Regions from separate parts of the Homo sapiens genome. Here regions 1, 2, 3, 4, 6 and 7 are each linked to region 5. The links are chromatin contacts, found by Hi-C or POLR2A ChIA-PET in ENCODE. All regions are on one chromosome and are shown on one strand. The core of a region is the stretch at or near the end of the contact, and the rest is flanking DNA. Distances in the headings are between cores, read along the strand shown.

Evidence for each region. A loop is a pair of places that touch in the nucleus more often than their neighbours do. ChIA-PET counts read pairs that join two places held with the same protein, here RNA polymerase II (POLR2A). Pooled maps may share reads with other maps.
Region 1: a map of CD8-positive, alpha-beta T cell shows a loop between it and region 5 (5-fold over the local background). The contact joins the promoter of NOL8 here to the promoter of MIRLET7A1HG in region 5. A Hi-C loop is called at or near these places in 3 of 168 maps with a recorded cell type or tissue (CD8-positive, alpha-beta T cell and naive thymus-derived CD4-positive, alpha-beta T cell), 1 of 37 single-sample maps with no recorded cell type and 9 of 50 pooled maps. POLR2A ChIA-PET finds 5 or more read pairs at or near these places in 2 of 52 experiments (CD4-positive, alpha-beta memory T cell and T-cell).
Region 2: a pooled map shows a loop between it and region 5 (4-fold over the local background). The contact joins the enhancer-like site here to the promoter of MIRLET7A1HG in region 5. A Hi-C loop is called at or near these places in 2 of 50 pooled maps. POLR2A ChIA-PET finds 5 or more read pairs at or near these places in 2 of 52 experiments (B cell and activated CD8-positive, alpha-beta memory T cell).
Region 3: a pooled map shows a loop between it and region 5 (7-fold over the local background). The contact joins the enhancer-like site here to the promoter of MIRLET7A1HG in region 5. A Hi-C loop is called at or near these places in 1 of 168 maps with a recorded cell type or tissue (natural killer cell), 3 of 37 single-sample maps with no recorded cell type and 12 of 50 pooled maps. POLR2A ChIA-PET finds 5 or more read pairs at or near these places in 1 of 52 experiments (activated CD4-positive, alpha-beta T cell).
Region 4: a loop to region 5 is called in a map of PC-9, with 38 times the contacts of the local background. The contact joins the promoter of PTCH1 here to the promoter of MIRLET7A1HG in region 5. A Hi-C loop is called at or near these places in 2 of 168 maps with a recorded cell type or tissue (PC-9 and left cardiac atrium), 12 of 37 single-sample maps with no recorded cell type and 17 of 50 pooled maps.
Region 6: a loop to region 5 is called in a map of CD4-positive, alpha-beta T cell, with 27 times the contacts of the local background. The contact joins the promoter of ZNF484 here to the promoter of MIRLET7A1HG in region 5. A Hi-C loop is called at or near these places in 3 of 168 maps with a recorded cell type or tissue (CD4-positive, alpha-beta T cell, CD8-positive, alpha-beta T cell and naive thymus-derived CD4-positive, alpha-beta T cell), 2 of 37 single-sample maps with no recorded cell type and 16 of 50 pooled maps.
Region 7: a map of CD4-positive, alpha-beta T cell shows a loop between it and region 5 (6-fold over the local background). The contact joins the promoter of IARS1 here to the promoter of MIRLET7A1HG in region 5. A Hi-C loop is called at or near these places in 1 of 168 maps with a recorded cell type or tissue (CD4-positive, alpha-beta T cell), 1 of 37 single-sample maps with no recorded cell type and 11 of 50 pooled maps.

What each region holds. Positions count from the first base shown.
Region 1 is chr9:92,324,091-92,326,790 of GRCh38, reverse strand. NOL8 (nucleolar protein 8) reads left to right here and starts at 1,441. Exons shown (of 17, transcript NM_017948.6): 1 at 1,441-1,485; 2 at 2,582-2,700. The coding sequence starts at 2,630. It overlaps CENPP (centromere protein P), which reads right to left and starts at 838. Exons shown (of 8, transcript NM_001012267.3): 1 at 686-838. The coding sequence starts at 792. RefSeq lists enhancers at 1,233-1,342, 1,373-1,492, 1,271-2,159.
Region 2 is chr9:93,027,222-93,029,921 of GRCh38, reverse strand. FGD3 (FYVE, RhoGEF and PH domain containing 3) reads right to left here. Exons shown (of 18, transcript NM_001083536.2): 15 at 1-48. Among named protein-coding and RNA genes, the nearest start is that of SUSD3, 30 kb to the left of the region's middle. RefSeq lists enhancers at 1-395, 396-897. Within about 2 kb of position 1,386, at least 9 of the 41 ENCODE cell types and tissues checked have a DNase peak (open chromatin) inside an H3K27ac peak, as active enhancers do; they include B cell, where a contact is called at or near this core.
Region 3 is chr9:92,967,730-92,970,429 of GRCh38, reverse strand. The region is part of intron 1 of FGD3 (FYVE, RhoGEF and PH domain containing 3); the gene reads right to left. Among named protein-coding and RNA genes, the nearest start is that of FGD3, 22 kb to the right of the region's middle. RefSeq lists an enhancer at 1-225. Within about 2 kb of position 1,254, at least 8 of the 41 ENCODE cell types and tissues checked have a DNase peak (open chromatin) inside an H3K27ac peak, as active enhancers do; they include natural killer cell, where a contact is called at or near this core.
Region 4 is chr9:95,507,960-95,510,659 of GRCh38, reverse strand. It overlaps PTCH1 (patched 1), which reads left to right and starts at 1,394. Exons shown (of 24, transcript NM_000264.5): 1 at 1,394-2,499. The coding sequence starts at 2,299. RefSeq lists an enhancer at 945-1,494 and a silencer at 2,139-2,458.
Region 5 is chr9:94,164,854-94,167,553 of GRCh38, reverse strand. MIRLET7A1HG (miRlet-7a-1/let-7f-1/let-7d cluster host gene) reads right to left here and starts at 1,296. Exons shown (of 5, transcript NR_170278.1): 1 at 1,173-1,296. RefSeq lists silencers at 572-641, 872-1,671 and an enhancer at 1,367-1,931.
Region 6 is chr9:92,876,719-92,879,418 of GRCh38, reverse strand. ZNF484 (zinc finger protein 484) reads left to right here and starts at 1,381. Exons shown (of 5, transcript NM_031486.4): 1 at 1,381-1,529. RefSeq lists enhancers at 1,138-1,577, 1,091-1,626.
Region 7 is chr9:92,292,447-92,295,146 of GRCh38, reverse strand. It overlaps IARS1 (isoleucyl-tRNA synthetase 1), which reads left to right and starts at 1,450. Exons shown (of 34, transcript NM_002161.6): 1 at 1,450-1,536. MIR3651 (microRNA 3651) reads left to right here and starts at 2,600; the gene lies at 2,600-2,689. SNORA84 (small nucleolar RNA, H/ACA box 84) reads left to right here and starts at 2,554; the gene lies at 2,554-2,686. RefSeq lists an enhancer at 1,019-1,068.

The DNA.
Region 1 (2,700 bases), core at 192-2,691, 1.8 Mb after region 5:
ACATAATTACGGTTGCAGAGCTTTTCTCTCCCTCTCCTTCAATAAACCAAAAGTGCCCAGACTTTGGAGTAAAATTTTTGGGTCCCAATCCATCTCTGACAATTCCTTTCTCTGGAACCTTGGACAAGCTACCTAACTTCTCTGAGCCTCAGTTTCTTCAACTATAAAACAGGGCTAACAGTAGCACCTACCTCAGAGGAATGTCAAATTCTCCTGCAGTCTATATTAACTACTTTTCTTTTATCAACTTAGTTTTTTACCGAAGTTATTTTTCAAAGGAATTTTTATGTCATCGTAAACACAAAGTCATTATCAGTTGAGATGGTTAGCTGACCTACCAAAACAAATGCCATGAAACCAAACGGAGTTATTAAATCCCAACTAGAGATACTTCTGCATACTGGAGGCGGAATTATCTAGCTAGGGATATAGTCAAGACTTCCTCCTTGTCAGTCATCCACACAGACGACTGCGATTAAACGAGTTAATACCCTGCAATGCGTTTACAGCTGGGCGCCGTACGCGCTGCTCCCAACTCTAGGCCATCGTCATGACAGGATCAATGCCAGTTCATGCCCACTTTCTAGGGCTGGGAGTAGGAGACCGAGGATGTCTGTGGAGATTCACCCGCCTGGCCCGGGAACCCTGGCCAGCGGGCCCTGGGGGACTTGGGGTGGTCACGTACTGGACTCGGGACTTCTCTTCCCAGGGCGCCGGTGGGTCCTCACACGCTCGCCGCAGGGCCGCGATCTCAGCTTGCAAGGCGCGCACCTCTGCCAGCTCTGCGTCCATGGCGCGTTGCTGACCGCAGCCGGGCCGGCAGCGCAGCTGTCACTCCGACCTGCGCGCTTCACCCGCGCTTCAAGCCTCGCGCGCGCTCCCGGCGCGGACCATCCCAGAGCTCACGCGGAGGGGAGGCGGGAGAGCTCCGCGTGACCCCAGCGGCCCTGCACGTCCAACTCCGCTCTCGCACGAGAGCCTGAGTCCTCCACTTCCCCGCACACGTTTCCCTGGCTGTCTAAGCAGTGGCTATACTTTCTCTGGAGAGCGCGTTCTTTGCTACTCCAAGCCCAAGCGCTCCGCTGCTCACCCTAGCCGGCAGCCTTGGAGCCGCCCGGCCGCGTGCCTCACTAAAGAGGCAGGGCTGGGATCACGTGGAGGGGAGCGCCTCTTTATTTTTTTCACCTACTTCCTCTCTTACGCCGACCTAGTCCAGGAATTGGTACACACAGCGATAGTGTTCAATAGAAACTAGGGGATTTTGGTTTAGGCTCTTTTGCAGTCGTTGAGGGGGAGGTGACGGAGGCGTCAGGGAAGGTGGGAGGACGGAAAAGGAAATTAAAAGCTCTTGGGAACTGAATTGTGGTAACGGAACCTTAGGAGGCTGGGTTGGAAATCGAGTAGGAAGGAAGAGAGGATGCTCCGTTGGGACACGTGACCAGAAGTTAGGGGCTGCAGCGGCGCTGGCTTTAGGTGAACGACGTGGTGAGGAGTGGGTTTCGGGCATGAGAAGTCACAGGGCCGTTTCCTAGTCTCTCTTCACTTCTTTGGGTCTTCTCAGAGAAAGAAGGCTGCCGTGGGTAGGCTGGGGGCGGAGACTATCGGGAAGAGGTAGGCCGAAGTTCTGCCCAGAATACACGCCATGTGGTGGACGCTGGTTGGGAGTCTCTTCTGGAAAGAGTCTGTCAGCTCTTGGGGAAGGGAAGGGCGAGAGCTGAGCGCCTGCCGGGTGCTAAACGAAATGAGAGATACTATGATGGGCCCTAGTACCTCTGGAAAAGTTTTCCTGAGTCCCCTGTGATACAGCAACCTTCATAGTATAGTGTTAAGAATTCCAAGTTCTGAAGGTAGACCTGCATTATAATCCTGGATTCACTAATTTTCGGTATGGCATTGAGGAAGTGACTTAACCTCTTCTGCTCTCCTGAAAAATGGGAAACATGCAAACTACTTTGTACAATGCAGGCACATAGCAAAAACACAAGTCTGTATTCGCTATATCCCTTGATCTTTGTGTCTGAACCCCACTTTGCAGCACTTTTATTGTGACATAATATTGTGCCATTTGTTTTATTCTTTTGTGACTATAAGGAGCTCCTAGCCTCTCTATTCACTTCTTTGGGTCTTCTAGGAGGAAGAAGGCTGGGGTGGGTAGGTTGGGGGTGGAGACAATTAGGAAGAGGTAGGCTAGCTCTTTTTATCTTTTAGTGCGTTACATCCTGTTTCTGTCAGACTTTGTTAAAGACAGTAAATGAATGTATGAGTGAGTCAAGGAAAAACATCTAAAAACATGAATACATAAAATTAAGAGGGATAGAGTGTAATATTATGGCCATTTGGAGGAAAAAAACTCTGTCTGTACCTGTGTCTATATGGGTATGGGGTTGCTGTTCCAAAGTGCATTCATGAAAGATGTGGATGTAGGGCTTGGGCAAAACCTCGAAGACTAAAATTTGGAAGTAATACAATAGGAAGTGAAATACAGATCCAGGAGACGGATTTGATACAGAAGGTTCAGAGGAAGTAGTTGTTTTGTTAGATTTTAGAAGAACTAAGGGAAAGAACTCTTCTCTGTATACAGAAAATTACTTTTCCCACTGAAACACACCCAAGTATATGCCCAGCCTTCATGAAAGTGAACAGAGAAACGAAGCGCCTTTATGTGGGTGGCCTTAGCCAGGACATTTCTGAGGCAGACCT
Region 2 (2,700 bases), core at 137-2,636, 1.1 Mb after region 5:
CTTCTCCTTGTCACGTCTGGTCTTAGAGGATAGTTTTCTGGGCTCGAGCTATAAGGAGGCAAATAGATGCCATCAGCTTCTGAATCATGTGTGCACCCTACCCCACACGGCAGTGGAGTGGCAGCTCTCGTGACTGTAAAAGCCACACAGGCTCAAGGCAAAAAGTGGAACATGCAGAAGGGAATGAAGTGAAGAGCCAAGTCAGCCACGTCTCTCTTCCCTCCCTCACCTCCCAGCGGCTGCCTGTGCCCATGGCACCGAGTAAAGATTTTAAGTGGATCAAGATCTTCATGTTTGGAACAACTTGGCCAATGACTTTATCTGGTGCATCTGAGAAACTATTGAAAGGAGCCACAGCTGGAGGAACACAGCACTTACTAGGGTGGGCAGTGGGCAGCACAGCCATGGCCTGCAGCCCTGGGGACGGGGGCATCCCTGTCTGCAACTGGAGCCGTGTGGCCATGCGCCTGCTCTATACTGGGCACCGCGGGCCACACCCTCCAGGCACGCCACATGGATGAATATAGGTGTGCACCCACATGCCTGAGTGTGCAGACAAGCATGGCAACATTTTAGGGGGAGGCTGGACGCAGTGGCTCATGCCTGTAATCCCAGCACTTTGGGAGGCTGAGGTGGGCAGATCACTTGAGGTCAGGAGTTTGAGACCAGCCTGGCCAACATGGTGAAACTCCACCTCTACTAAAAAATATACAAAAAATAGCCGGGCATGGTAGTGGTAGTGGGTGCCTGTAATCCCAGCTACTCGGGAGGCTGAGGCAGGAGAATTGCTTCAACCCAGGAGGCGGAGGTTGGTTGCAGTGATGCAGTGAACTGAGATCCCGCCATTGCACCCCAGCCTGGGCTATAGAGCGAGATTCTGTCTCAAAAAAAAAAAAAAAAAAAAAAAAAAAAAAAAAAAAAAAAAACTGTGAGGACATGTGAGGAAGCCATGAAGAGCTGAGGCCAGGGTCAGGGGCTGTACCCTCCTCTGTCTCCTGTGCCTGAACTGCCTACAGAGGAGGGTGGTGTGGAGGCTGGAGCAGGTGTAGCCTGGGGCTGCCCAGTCCAGCCTTGGTTTCCCTGTCTGATTATGAACAGTGCCAGGTGGAGAGACCCCAGTCTCCTGCCTCCTGTCAGCCCTGCAACCCTGGATGACTCACCTCTCCTTTCTGAGCCTCAGTTTCCTCACCTGTAAAATGGGATGGGTGACTGGTCCCTGGGTCGTAAGCCTCATCACAGTACATAAAACCCCGACTGCGTTTGGCAAGTTGCTAATTACCGTTTCCTGTTACAATAGCCTGCAACCCCTGGAAAGGCCCCATCATTTGATGAAATAACTTCCTGGGCTTTTGAAGCTTGGTCCACACCCAGCATTTCCTCTCTGGGGAGGAGGTGCCTCCCTTGAGACACTTTGTTATGGGTGCCGAAACCACTGTTAAGAAGACTTTAGGAAAAGGCAAAGATATGTATCGAGTTCCCCAGGATGTCAGAGCTGGAACTGCCACTAGAAATGTTTATCTCAACCTCTCCAGTCAGGGAAACTGAAGCCTGCAGGTGTTTTTCTTTCTTTTTTTTTTTTTTTCCTGTTTAAAAGAAAACTACCTAAAATAAGCTTACCATTACTGTAGCTGAGCAGAATAAAAAGAGGTCTGGGATATGCTTTAAAATATTACAGAAAATTGGGGTGTGTGTGTGTGTGTGTGCGTGTGTGTGTGTGTGTGTGTCGGGGCTAGGGGCTGAGGGGCCATAAGAACAGCACCAGGCTGAGGTTTCTGGAGCTGGGGAGGGATACTCATTGCGGTTATCCCCACTTGTATGGGTCCAAAACTGCCTTAGGAAAATGCTAAACAACATACGCTTAAAAAAAGTTTAACATAAACTCTTCAGGTTTAAGGAGAAGGAGGCCCAGGCGCAGTGGCTCGCACATGTAATTCCAGCACTTTGGGAGGCTGAGGCGGGAGGGTTGCTTGAGGCCAGAAGTTCGAGACCAATCTGGGCGACATAGTGAGACCCCGTCTCAACAAAAATCCAAAAAATTAGCTGATGTGGTGGCACGTGCCTGTAGTCCCAGATATTTGGGGGGCTTAGGTAGGAGGATCGCTTGAGCCTGGGAGGTCAAGGCTACAGTGAGTTGTGATCACACCATTGCACTCCAGCCTGGAGAGCACAGCAAGATCCCAACTCAAAAAAAAAAAAAAAAAAAAAAGAAAGAAAGAAAAAGATGAACTGAACTGGTTGGGGGTGAAGAAGCAAGAAAGGGGTGGCTCAGATTGGGCATAAGCATTGGAGGCTGTGATGGGCTGAACTATGTCCCCCCAAATTCGTATGTTGAAAATATAATTCCCAGTAACTCTGAATGTGACTATATTTGGAGACAGGGCCTTTAAAGAGACATTAAGTTAAAATGAGGTCTCAGGTTGGGCCCTGATTCAATCTTACTGGTGTCTTTATAAGAAGAGATGAGGACACAGAGACACAGAGGGAAGACCATGTGTGGAAACAAGGAGGAAACTGACATCTCCAAGCCAAGGTGAGGCCTCAGGATAAACCAACCCTACCCACACCTTGATCTCAGACTTCAGCCTCAGGTAGTATTTTGTTCTGGCAGCCCCAACAAACTGACACCAGTGCCTCTGTGCAAATTCTGGCCGGGCACTTCCAGCTGTGTGGCCTGGTTTGTGGTCCCCGTTCATTGGCCCA
Region 3 (2,700 bases), core at 5-2,504, 1.2 Mb after region 5:
TTCTCCAGACATTCCTTGAGGCAACTTGGAAGTGTCTCCCTGGCTGCAGTCCTCAACCTTGTGCTTGAATAAACTCTCTTTAGACTATATTCTGATTCTCTTGATTATTTTAGGTTGACAATGCATACACACATATAAGGCAAGTACACCCATGCACACCCATGCCCAGGGTCAGTGCTGAGCCCTTTCTCACATTCGCAGGGGACGTTTCTGTCCTTCATATGAGGACGCCGAGGCTCAGAGAGGCTGGCCCTGGGACACAGGTGCTGGAAGCCCCCGGGCTTGGGTCACTCTGGTCCGCCCAGGGCTATGCCTATGTTTCCACAGGGGCATTGAGGAAGCCGAGGTCAGTTCTCTGTATGCAGCCACCTCAGCTTTCCCTTTAAGAAGCCCTGAGCCGCCTGAGGTGAGCAAGGCTGGAGCTGCTGACCCAGATGAGCCGTGCCCACTGTGGACTCAGCCAGGGAACAGGTCCCAGACACTCAGGGCTGCCACCTTGTAGCACGAGGAAATCCACAAACCTGAAGAAATTTAGAATGCCCCAGAATCCAGGGTGTCCTAGAACTGTTCATGTGTCTCCATCACAGCAGCCAGTGAGCAGGGGGATGAAGTGCTCTGGCCCCCGCCCCGTGTCCCTCCACAGTGCAGCGGTCCCCCAGATAGGCAGGGCTGGTCCCACAGATGGGCCACCAGTCTGCCTACCACCCAGCTCTATCTGCCACCAGATGTCCCTTCCCGGGAGGCCGTGCGGGAGTCCCCCCCCATCTGAAAGAAACCCACCACGGCACCTGTCCACTGTGCTGCCTGGAACCTAGTAGGCAGGGACCTCCCTTGTCCTGTCGCTGGAGTGGCCCAGTGGCCCCCGGCACACAGGAGGCTCCATAACAATGGCATGTTATGTAGGGGGAGCAACAAACGCGTTAGTGGTGGTTTTTAAACTGCCCGTATATTCTTTGATGCCACTTCAATCTAAAAGCGGACTCTGACATCCCTCCCCTAAATACAGAGCCCCTAAGAGACTCGCTGTAACTAGAGAGGGCAGCATGTGGGAGGCCAGGTCAGGAGGGAAGACAGCTCTGGGCTCTCACACTTGGAAGCCAGCACCTCACTGTGAGGGAGGCTTAGCCACTCAGAGAGGCATGCGGGGGCATCCCCGCCGACAGCAGGTGGCAGCCAGGCCTGAAGCCTTTGGGGGAAGCCTTATGCAATGGGTCCCAGCCCTGTGGGCAAGAGCCGCCCGCTGCACCCGGGTGGCCCAGAATCATGAGGGATGATGACGACAAGATCTCCCTTGTGGGTTACCCTGTGATAGAGAATCCAGGCAATACTGTAAGTGCCTCTAGGTGATACAATAAACCATGTGAACTGCCTATATCCGCTGGTCCCCATATGGCTTCTCACTGGCTTAACTTTGGTGCCTTGAGGTCCCAAACCCACTGAGGCCACCCACAGTGAGCAAGGCCCAGGGCACCCTGGCCATGCCCAGATGTAATGCCCAATGGCAGTCAATTAAAGCCACCAGGCTGGGCGCAGTGGCTTACACCTGCAATCCCAGCACTTTGGGAGGCTAAGGCACTTTGGCAGACCTCCACCTGAGGTCAGGAGTTCGAGACCAGCCTGATGAATATGGTGAAACCCCATCTCTACTAAAAATACAAAAATTAGCCAGGCGTGATGGCTTGCATCTGTAGTCCCAGCTATTCTGGAGGCTGAGACAGGAGAATTGCTTGTACCCATGAGGCGGAGGTTGCAGTGAGGAGATCACACCACTGCACTCCAGCCTGGGCCACAGAGTGAGACTCCGTGTCAAAAAAAAAAAAAAGAAAGAAAGAAAAAAGAAAAGAAAACAAAAATTAAAGCCACCTTGTGACCTAGCGGTGCCTGGAAGCCCAGAGTAATTACCTTGGGGTCTCAGCCTGGGAAATGCCCTGTCTGCTGTGGGAGTGGATGGAGGAGGGGTCTCCATCATCTCTGCTGAGAACTCAGTGAGGTGCTACATGCTCCTGAATTGGGATGGGGGTCAGAGGGGCCTCGGAGAGGGCAGGAAGTGAGGGCAAGCTGAGCAGGGAGAAGAGGAGGCAGATCAACGCAGCACCTCCCCGTTTGTAGTCATGCCATGAGCAGACACTCACAAATATGGCTCACACCGCCACCTTAACAAGTTACTTCTACTGTTTAAGACTGTATGAGTCTTCATGACCCATAGCCCTGGCATGACGCTGTGACTGTGGACTGGGAGAAGAGGCTGGACAGCCTGGAATCGGGGGCTGGTGGGCGGGGGGTATCTACCTCTCCCAAGGATGCGGCAGCTTTTCTTAGGGCAGCCACATTTAAACCAACACCAGTTTCCCATGTGAGTCCATCTAGTCAAGAATGTTTCTCCCAAAAGGTTTGAAAGCAGGGTCTTAAACAGGTACTTGTACACCCACATACATAGCAGCATTCCCTACAACAGCCAAAGGGTGGAAGCCCCTCAAGTGTCCATCCCTAGAAACCTGGATAAAGAAAAGGTGGCCTCTCCATAGAACAGAATCATGTTCAGCCTTAAACAGAAGGAGGCCGGGCGCAGTGGCTCATGCCTGTAATCCCAGCATCTTGGGAGGCCGAGGCGGGCGGATCACGAGGTCAAGAGATTGAGACCAGCCTGGTCAACATGATGAAACCCTGTCTCTACTAAAAATACAAAAATTAGCTGGGCAT
Region 4 (2,700 bases), core at 145-2,644, 1.3 Mb before region 5:
GCCAGTCCCTCTGCAGTTCAACCCCGTTTAAAAAAAAAAATAAAGTGAAGCAAATCAAGGGTTTGCGGGTCGGGTTCCTACCGCAGGGAGGAACGTAATAACTTGGAAACGTAAGAAAAACACATTCCACTTTCCGAAAACAAAAATTTTTTTAAATAAAAAGCCTAGTTGTGTAGACGTGTCTGGCTCCAGAATCCACCTCAAAGGGTCGCGTGTTTTCCCCCTCCGCGGGAAGCGAATCCCCGGGATGCCTTGGTGACACTGGACGCGGTGTCGGGACGAATCCTCGCGATCCGCGCACAGTTTGTTTTCAATGAATCCAGCATCGGGGCATTTATAATCTCCTACGTCATACTATTATTAAATATAACATGCATACCGAGTTTTGTAAAAAAAAATACTGACTATATAAACATCTGGTTAATAAAAAGGGGTGTACAAATGAACCCAAAATAATCAGGAAAACTTTACTCTCTCAAGGAAACAATTCCGTTTCTCTAAGTTGTAAAAAAAGATTCTGTTGTTTCTCTTTTACTTATGTCACATTCGAGATTCAAATAAAAACGCCTCTGCCTCTACAAGACTGCTTCGGTGTCTGGATTCCACGTTTATAGAACACTGACTCCTTCAAACCAAGACTGTGTTTTTTTTTTTTTTAAGTTGGGGGGAGAAAGCGGCTGGGGGGCAGACGGATTTTAAGAAAGATGGCTTTTCCCAACGTCCTTGCTTTCCTCTTTAACTTTCCATTCTGTTTATCTTAATGCGAGGCGTTGTTCCCTGCAAGAGCCTAAGTCTTCCCTTTAGTTATAAAAGAAAAGAGAAGAGGAAAAAAAAATCTGGCACACACTGGCGCACTATCCAGCACGCTGTCATTATTGGTGCAGGCCTGGGAATGCGAGCCGGACCTCCCAGTATTTGCTGCAGCTTGAGGCCAAGGTGCCTCTGAAAGGCTTTTCTTTGAGGAATTTCAGAAATTGTTTAAGCGCTTAAAAAAATATTACATTTCCCCCCGTGTCTACCGCGAGGCAAATGTTCGTGTGTGTGCGTGCGCGCGCGTGTGTGCGCGCAAAGGCATCCCACAAAAAGAAGACACTGTTGAAAAGAAAAGGAATAAGAGAGAAAGGAGGGGGAGCATTCCTTAATGGAAGTATTGCATGCGAGAAGGTTGGCGCTCTCAGAGGCTGCCCCGAAGCCGAGGATGCACACACTGGGTTGCCTACCTGGGTGGTCTCTCTACTTTGGTGAGCTGTTGCTAAGCAGCTAATAATAGTCATGTTTGCTGAGTAATTTCTGCCCTCCGCGAGCCAATCGCGTCGCAGAAACCCAAGCCATCTGACAGCCCCGGGGGCGGGAGCTCCAGCCTTTTTCTCTTTCGCTCGCTCTCTCCCCCTCCACCCCCTCCCCTCCCCTCCTCCTCTTCTTTCTCCAAATGGAGAGAGTTCTTTTTTTTCTTCTTCCATCTCATCTATTGAATCAAGGAGCTGCTGCGGCCGCTGCCCGCTGCACACACACAGAGCGGAGTCCCCAGGTCCCGGGAGCGAGAGAGGCGCGCTGCACGGGGACAGAATGGTCCAGCGGGTTGCCGAGGAGCACAAGAAAGCAGAGTCCGGGACCGAGCAGCCACCGCGAACCCAGCAGCCAGAGCCCGAGCAGCCCGAGCAGCAGCTCCTGGAGCCGCCACCGCCAGCAGCAGCCACCGCGGGAGCAGCGGCAGCTGCGGCTGCCCGGGCCCGGCAGCGCTGAGACCCGCCGGGCACCCTCGGACCCCGCGGCGGCGGCGGCTCTGCGCTTGCCCTCCGCGGCCGCTCGGGCGACCCGGGAGGCGCCGAGAGAGCCAGCGCGGCCGGCGGGAGCAGCGGGGATTCGCTGGCTCTTTCTGCAGTGAAGGGGTCGCGGCGCGGGGCGGGGGGCGGGTAGGGGGAGTTGGGGACCGCAAGGAGTGCCGCGGAAGCGCCCGAAGGACAGGCTCGCTCGGCGCGCCGGCTCTCGCTCTTCCGCGAACTGGATGTGGGCAGCGGCGGCCGCAGAGACCTCGGGACCCCCGCGCAATGTGGCAATGGAAGGCGCAGGGTCTGACTCCCCGGCAGCGGCCGCGGCCGCAGCGGCAGCAGCGCCCGCCGTGTGAGCAGCAGCAGCGGCTGGTCTGTCAACCGGAGCCCGAGCCCGAGCAGCCTGCGGCCAGCAGCGTCCTCGCAAGCCGAGCGCCCAGGCGCGCCAGGAGCCCGCAGCAGCGGCAGCAGCGCGCCGGGCCGCCCGGGAAGCCTCCGTCCCCGCGGCGGCGGCGGCGGCGGCGGCAACATGGCCTCGGCTGGTAACGCCGCCGAGCCCCAGGACCGCGGCGGCGGCGGCAGCGGCTGTATCGGTGCCCCGGGACGGCCGGCTGGAGGCGGGAGGCGCAGACGGACGGGGGGGCTGCGCCGTGCTGCCGCGCCGGACCGGGACTATCTGCACCGGCCCAGCTACTGCGACGCCGCCTTCGCTCTGGAGCAGATTTCCAAGGTGCATTTCAGACTCTCTCCTCCCACTTTCTCTTCCCTCCTCTAACTCTTTGGGATCGCCCCCGCCACACACAAACACACACACTCTCTTCCTCTCTCTCTCACACACACACACACACTCACTCACACCTCTCCAGGAAAAGCAGCAGACAAATGGGGATTGAAAAATTCAAACCCTCCCTCTGGTCCTGGGAGGAAAGGG
Region 5 (2,700 bases), core at 47-2,546:
CAACAGAAATAAATGCAAAGGAATGCCACATGATGCTTTAACTTTAGGAACTGTATGCCAAGAAAGCAGTATTATCAATGAAGTTAAAAAGCAAAACTCAACCAGTCTCCTGATTTACCTCAAAATTTTAACATTCACTGTCTTCCCTGCCTTTTTCCTGTCTGCCCGCCCTCTCGTTAGTCAATTTTTTAAAAACCGGTAAGTTGAAGAATACATACCATTACCTCTGACACAGAATCTACTGTAAAAAGTTGAAAGACCGAAGGGCATTACTGGCCAAGGACATACAGGTTACCACATTCCTCACACTAGAGCCCGCCCGGGAAGTTTATTAGCAAGCCTTCTGAGAGGCACTCGGTTCCAAGAGTTTGCAGCGTCGACTCAAAAGGCCAGCGCTGTTTCCGGTGACACCGAGTCGCAAATCTCCAAGCCCCGTCCCCCGGGATACGATTTCCTCCCGCTCCCGCGTTCCCCTCCCCCTCGCCAAGGACGGCTGCCGCAGCGGACCTCCAGCCGCAGCAGCTGCTTCAGGAAGGGAGGCTGCACTTGGCCGCGGGGAGCAGGGGCATGCAGCCAGCCACGACTCTCCCGCCCTCCCCGCCCGCGCCTTCCCGCCCTGTCCCCCCGCCCCTCGCACTTCCTACCTTCCCTCCTTCATCCCAACCCCCAAGGCCAAGGTCTCCCCGGCCCACAAACTTGATAGCGGAAGTGACGTCAGAGGCACCTGGCGGCGCCTACAACCAGTCACGCCACAGTCAGAGGCGGCGCCGGCCAACAGGCGCCGGCCGGAAGGCGGGCCTTCCGCCCGCCCCAAGTTTGATTGAAGCGGGGGGAAGGGCGGGGTAAGGAATGTGAAGAATGACCCCCCCTCCCCCGCCCTGTCGGTGAGGAGCTGGGCGGGAAGCGGAGGGGGTTGGAGCCGGCCCCGCGGCGGCCACGCGGCACCCCTCCCCCGTGCCCCGAGCGCCCGCGACTTCCGCTAGCAGCCCGCCGGCCCCCCGGGGCCACCCGCCCGCTGGAGGGGGCAGGCCGCCCCACCAGTCCCAGCCCGCGTTAGCCGGACAGGCGCGGGCCGGCGCACGGCTCTCCCATTCTGCCCACCCGCTGCCGCGAGTCTCCGCGAAATAAAATGGCGACGGACCCGCGCTCGCTGCCGCGTCCGCCATACCCACCTCGCGCTCGCGGAGAGGGCCGTCGCGGCCGTGGGAATGCCCCGGCCCTCGCGCCCGTCGCTGCCGGGAGAGCACCGCGCCAGGACCCGGATGGAGGCGCGGGCGGGCGCCGCCGCGGCGGCCTGAGGGAAAGCAGCGCGGTCGCCGGGAGGCCGATGCAGGGGCGGGCGCCGCGGAAAGCGCGCAAGCCCATTGGTGAAGCCGTCTGATTGAAGTGCGCGTCGCTCTTTCGCCTTGGCCTAGCTGAGCTCGTCCGTCCCCTCACTGGAGGGCGGCGGCTGGGCCCGCCTCGCGCGGGGTGGCCACCGTGGGGGAGGCGGGTCTGGCCCGCCCACCAATACCATCTCCTTCTTTCCTAGTGGAGGGCTGAGAGAGTGGCGGGGGTGGTGTCCTCCAGGCCCTGCCCTTTGCGCGTGATGGGCTGGCTGTGTCACGTGGCCGCTGAACGCGCTGCCCGCGGGGCGGGGCGGCTGCTTTGCTCCCTCAGGCTCCTGGGGGCAATTTACACGTGCGCGACCCGGAAGGTCCGAACGCTGTCCAGCGTGCAGCCTCTGGCTCTTTTCCGTCAACTGACCCTGTTCCCTCCAGGAGGCCTTGGCCAGGCCTCCTGGAGTTCTGTGCCTCAGTTTGCTCATCTGTCAAATGGAGGAGTTGTGTCCGCCCAACCTTTTACTTTTATTCCTTGACGTTTTGGGGTCTGAGGGTTTTTTTGTTGTTTGTTTTTTCGAGACACGGTCTCTCGCTCTTTCTCCAGGGCTGGAGTGCAGTGGCGTGGGTCACGGCTCACTGTAGCCTCGACATCCGGACTCTAGAGATCCTCCCACCTCAGCCTCCCTGAGCTTTTTTTTGTTATCTTTTCCAACCCATGTTTTGAAGATTTTTGTCTTCAAATGTTTTTCAAAGCAATCCTTGATTTTGTTGTTTTAAAATTAATCCAAAGCCCAGTTCCTCCATCCCCATTACAACTTTCACATGCTAGGACTCTGAAATCACTAGTTAAGGTGTCGTTTGAGGTCTCTGCCAGTTTTAAGATTTTATGGCTGGGAACCGCAAGACCTGGGCTGTAGCTCTGCTTTTTGTAATTCATTGTGACTTTGTGCAACACTTTTAAAAAAGTGGGTCCTTGTCTGTAATAGAACTATGGGAAATAGTACTTGACATGCTGTACGTTTACATTTATGATCTTAGGTGGTGGTATCAGCTCCCCTTTTAGCACTCATATTAGTGTATGCAATAAGTGCCAAAGGAGTTTGTTTCGTTTTGTTTTTAATGGGGACTTTATTTTGTGAGCTAAAGTGAACAAGAAACTAGAGGGGGGGAAACTTGAGCTTAAGCCATGGGTAGGATTTGGGGAGGACTTCTTGAGGTTAGAAGATATATTGAGAAAGGAGAGAGCAGGCCCCAGAGCTAGATCGAGTACAGTTCAGGGGAAGAGTGTGGTTATGCTGCAGGGGATGTGGAACTCTTCAAGGGCAGAAACTGTTTTGTTCCTGTCTATGCCAAGTACCTAGCACAGCAGTAGGGTAGG
Region 6 (2,700 bases), core at 132-2,631, 1.3 Mb after region 5:
ATTTTTGCTATTATTTGGTTGAGAATTTTTCCATCTATATTCATGAAGAATACTGATTTCTTCTTCTTCTGTCTTTAGCTCTGATATCAGAGTAACACTGGCCTCATGAGTTGGAATATCTTTCTATTGTCTTCTTTCTATTCTTTTTTTATTCTGGAAGAGACTGGATATAATTCGTGTTAACCTTTAAATGTTTGTTAGAATTCTCTGATCTAGCTATCCAGGCCTTAAGATTTCTTTTTCAGATATTTCAAATTATGACTTCAGTTCTAGGGCTATTCAACATAACTATTTCATGTAAGAGAGAATTTGTGCTTTTTCAAGAATTAGTGCATTTCATCTATGTTGTGAAATTTATGTTTGTAGAGTTGTTTGTAGTATTCTCTTTATTCTTTTGATTTCGTCATGGTCTACAGTGGTATCTCCTGTTTCATTCTGGATATTGATATTTTGTGTCTCCTCTACAGATTTGTCAATTTTATTAACATTTACAGAACCAGCTTTTGTTTAATCGGTTTTTCTCTATTTTTCTTTTTACATTTTATTGAGTCATCTTCTTATCCTTATTATTTCCTTTCTTTCACTTGCCTTCGGTTTATTTTGCTCTTCTTTTTCTAGTATGTGAGGGAGCTTGGTTATTGCTTTGAAATTTTTTTCTTTTCTAATGTAAGCCCTTAGTGGTATATACATTTTTCTCTCACCACTGATTTAGCCACATCCCACAAATTTTGATATGTTGTGTTTCACTGTCATTCATTTCAATGTATTTTAAAAATTCATTCACTTTCACTTTCATTCATTTCAATGTATTTTAAAAATTTGAGACTTTCTCTCTGAACAATGGATTATTTAGCATGTGTTTTCACGTGTTTGGAGATTTTCCTTTTATCTTCCTGTTATTGATTTCTAGTTTAATTCTATTGTGTTCAGAGAACAAACTGTATGATTTCAGTTGTTTCAAATTTGCTGAGATTTGTTTTATGACCCAGGTTACTTCATATCTTGCTAAATGTCCCATCGACACGAATAAAATGTGTATTCGGCTGCGTTTGCGGTGTTACATAAATGCTGATTAGTTCCTGTTGATTAACAGTGTTGTTGTGTCCACAGAAGCATTGGAGAAAGACTGTAACCTGAGGTGATAGGCTTTGATTGTGTCCTGGCTTAGTATGATGGGACACACCTCTGCTTGCTTCCTTTCCTTTGGACAACCCTCAGCCTCTCAGTCTCTACATGACCTCAACATGGCCGCCCACAGGCCAGAGTGTCTACATGGGCGCCGCCATACTGGCGCCCAGCCTAAGCCGCTGAAACGGGAGCGTGTTTGGCAAAGCGCCATGTTGATTACTGGCAACCTTCAGGCCATGAAGACTGCTGAGCATGCGCAAACCCAGGCAGCGCTGTAAGAAGTACCTCTAGGCCTGGGAGGCATTGAGAAAAAGGAAGTGGGTCCTGTTCTGGTTCTTGCGACTATAGTCACCTCCCGAGGCAAATGACCACTGTCCTGAGAGGACGTGGGTGAGGGGCAGGTGAGTAGAGGGATGGCAGCATCTGTGGACTGAGCAAGAAGAATCTCTGATGTCTGTCCTGAGCCTTCCGGTCAGTGATGGGGTCGGTCAGTGGATGGAATAGTGGAAGTCGGAGCGATCTCTGATGGTGGATCTGAGGGAGGAGTGAGGGGGCACTGAGGGGTCTCTGGTGGTGGATCTGCAGGCGGAGTGAGGACGGACTGGGGGTCTCTGTCTGGTGGTGGATCTGAGGGCGGAGTGAGGGCGGACTGTGGGGTTGTGGGGGAGGATGACTATGGGAACTAAGGAGGGATCTGAGGAGTGTGAATGATGCACATCTTAATTAGTTTCCTCTCTTTTATACGTACCGATCTGTTTATATTTTCGTTTCTGTTTCATTATAATGATATATTTTGCTAAAGATTTAAAGAATATATTACATAGAATTGCATGTTTCCATTTCCATTTTGTTCTCTTTCATATCCAGACTAGTAGCTCCTTTATCATTACGGTTATTATATTTATATATCATTCATTCTTTCTCTATTTAAAAAGAATCAAGCGTCTGAAAGGTTTATCTGTTTCATTGGACATTTTGAAATGTCCAATAAAATACTCCCTACTCTTTTAATATTAATTTTTTTCTCTTTTTCTTTTTAGGTACTTTCTCTTTTTCCCACTTTTTGATGTAATTTGTTGTTCTTTCCCTTATTTTCTTAAGTTTTATGCGGGATACATTTAGGGTTGTAAAGTTTCTTTAAGTACATCTTTATGAAATGCATAAGTTCATTTTGATGTTTCCCTTTGAATCTTAGTTATTTAGGAGAGTTTATTCATTCCCAAATTATTAAAGTATGTTTTAGCTGTTTTTTATTTTATTGTATTGTCAGAAAATGCAGACTATCAAGTCTCAACTTTTAACAATTTATCAAGATTTTCCTTGAAGCCAAGTTACTCAATGAACTTTGTTCAACAGATATAAAAGAAAAATTATATTTTGTTGTATGGACCAAAATTCTCTTTAATTAAGTCTTGCTTGTTGGTATTTTTCAAATCTTTATCTTTCCTAATTTTGATCTACTTGTTTCATATTCTGGAGGAGATACAATAAAAATCACTTTTAATAGTTCATTTTGCAGTTATATGTGCTTTTTTGCTAATTTTATTTGTGCATCTGAGGGATGGGCATACA
Region 7 (2,700 bases), core at 201-2,700, 1.9 Mb after region 5:
TTTAAATAATTAGACTTGGCCTACCTCACCTTTGTCCAGGAGCCCTCTGTCTGGCTCTATCTGGGCTCTCTGGATAGGTGACAAAAATGAACTGAACAAGGTGGCAACGTGAGGAATGTGAAAACTTCAAACACATTCCAAATACTTTCAGTTAATTAACAAGATTTGCAGCTATTAAATTATGTACGTTATGTGAGTATAGTCAGAACACTGAGTTACCCATGATGGAGGACATGAAACCACTTTAATCCTTCACACAGGGCCAAGACGGTAAGTAAAGTTAAATATATGCTGAACAGACTATCAAAATGTTCCTAAACTTAATAAGAAACTGCATTCTACCTATTCTAGGCCAGATAAATTTTTTATATCCCTCTAACGGATACAATAGGCAGCTACGGAACTACTCCCAATTTGGCAAGATCCAGAATTTCCTTTAGAGGCTCTGGGGCCAAAGCCCGAGGCCTACTGCCCTTTGCAAGGCTCCAGATTTTAACCAGCAGATCAGTAAGGTACCAAGCCGACTCATAGCAATGATAATAAGTATGCAGGCCGGGTGCAGTGGCTCATGCCTGTAATCCCAACAGTTAAGGAGGCTAAGGCAAGCAGATCGCTTGAGCCCACGAGTTTGACAGCAGCCTAGGCAACATAGCAAGACCCCGTTGCTACAGAAAATACAAAAATTAGCCGGGCGTGGTGGCGCTAGCCTGTAGTCCCAGCTACTTGGCCAGGGATGAGGTGCGAGGATCATCTGATCCGGGGAGGTTGAGGCTGCAGTGAGCCATGACCGTGCCACTGCACTCCAGCCTGGGCGACAGAATGAGACCGCTTCTCAAAAAAAGAAAAAAAAATCGTTTGTGCAATGTTTTCATTACCGGAAACATTTTAAGTAAAATACAATAAAACTTTTAAATCTGGTTGTCAGACCCTTCCTTCCCTTTTGTTATTATCGTTTCACGTAGCCATTTATGATAGGAGAAGCGGCTTTGGGGTCGGCGGCTCAGGGCCCAAAAGTATAATTATTAAAGCCACCTCTCCGGAAGTTGCTGTTTGTCGTTATCAATTTAGGTACGAAGTGTCCAGTCAGATAAATACTGACAAAAGCAAACAAGATGAAGAACATGAGCCCCGACCTCGGCGCCCCTTCCCAGTGGGCCGTCACCTACCCGGAGGTGCCCACAACCCGAGTGAGACCTCGGTCTACACTACTGCAACGGATACAAGCAGCACGCACAGCGCCGCCCTCAGCGCTGGTTCGTTTTCCACGTGGAGGCGCAAAACCAGCAAGCACCACTGTCGCACCATCCGAGCCAGTGGGCGCAATCATGTCCGGCGCGACCAATCGGCGCCTGGCTTGTTGGCAGGTGTCAGGCAGCGCGCACTGATTGGCCGGTGCGGAGCCTGTCTCCTTCACTGGATCCCGCATTTTCAGCGCGTTGCATCACCTCCGTGCGCCCGGTTGCAGCGTGGACGCCGGATGAGTTGCTTTTAGGCTTGCTGGCCCGCGGGGCTGTCCAGGCACGCGAGGCCCCTCAGGTACGCCCTCTCTTCCCTGCAGGATCCGGCCCTCAAAGACGAGGGTCACGCACGCGTTACAACCCCGAAACAGTAGCACAAGATTTAATTTTTAAAAGAGCGTGTTTCTTCGGGGCTTGCCGTTCGTTCGTTTCCAGCCTCAGGAATTTATGGTCGCCTTTTTGAATGAGGTAGTGTTTGAAATGAGTAAAATCTTTTTAAAATGATATACATAGTATAAATTGATATAGCTGTGACTTTATGTATAGGCAATACGTATTTTTATATGTCTTAATTTATTACCTTCAATGGCTGCGAGATACTTATTTTATTGATGTACCGTAATTTACTTCAGTCACCATGAATATTTAGATTGTTTTCAGTTATTTGCCTGGAGAAACAATTATTCGGTGAATGTCATTGTATACACATTTTGTACATTTGCATGAGTATACCTGTGGAGTCTATGTTAATAGGATATAACTAAATTGAGGAAACGTTTGAGACGGTCCCACTTTCAGGTTACATTTGACTTAATAGATTATGAAGACCTGAGAATAAAAGGAGAAACAGAAATGGATTTAGAGGAGAATGAAAAGGGGGAACAGAAATAGGCTTATAGGTAGGATCCACATGACTTGATGATTAATTGGTTGTGTGTATCTTCTGAGTAGTGTCAGGGGTGACTCAAAAATGTCATGCCTAAGTAATGGGAAGAATATTGGAACCACTAATACAGTAGTTTAAAAGGGAAGCAATTCTGGAAGGAATTATGAAATTTTAAACAAAACATGGTTTTAGTGTGCGTTTCTAAAATATATTGAGGCAAAATAATATGAAGTAATGTGAATAATATGTAGTTAATATCAGGGAGGGTGGTCTCGAAATTGCTGAACGGGAAGTTGAGGTTAAGGTGACCTGAAGGAGTTGTGGAGCAGCGAAGAGTCAAGGGCCTGGATTATAATAAGAGGGAAGCAAAGGGGATGGCATCCCTCTGCACAACAAGGTTGTTGTGCAAGGTTAACCTGCTCTGTCCCTGCCCTGTGGTTGCTGGATGCTGTTGTGCATGGACAGCTCTCCAGTGGATTCGATGGGCCATAGCAATCCTGTGATTTATGCATGGAGGCTGCTTCTCCTCAGCAGCTGCCATAGCCCGGTCGCTGGTACATGATTCTTCCTGAATAG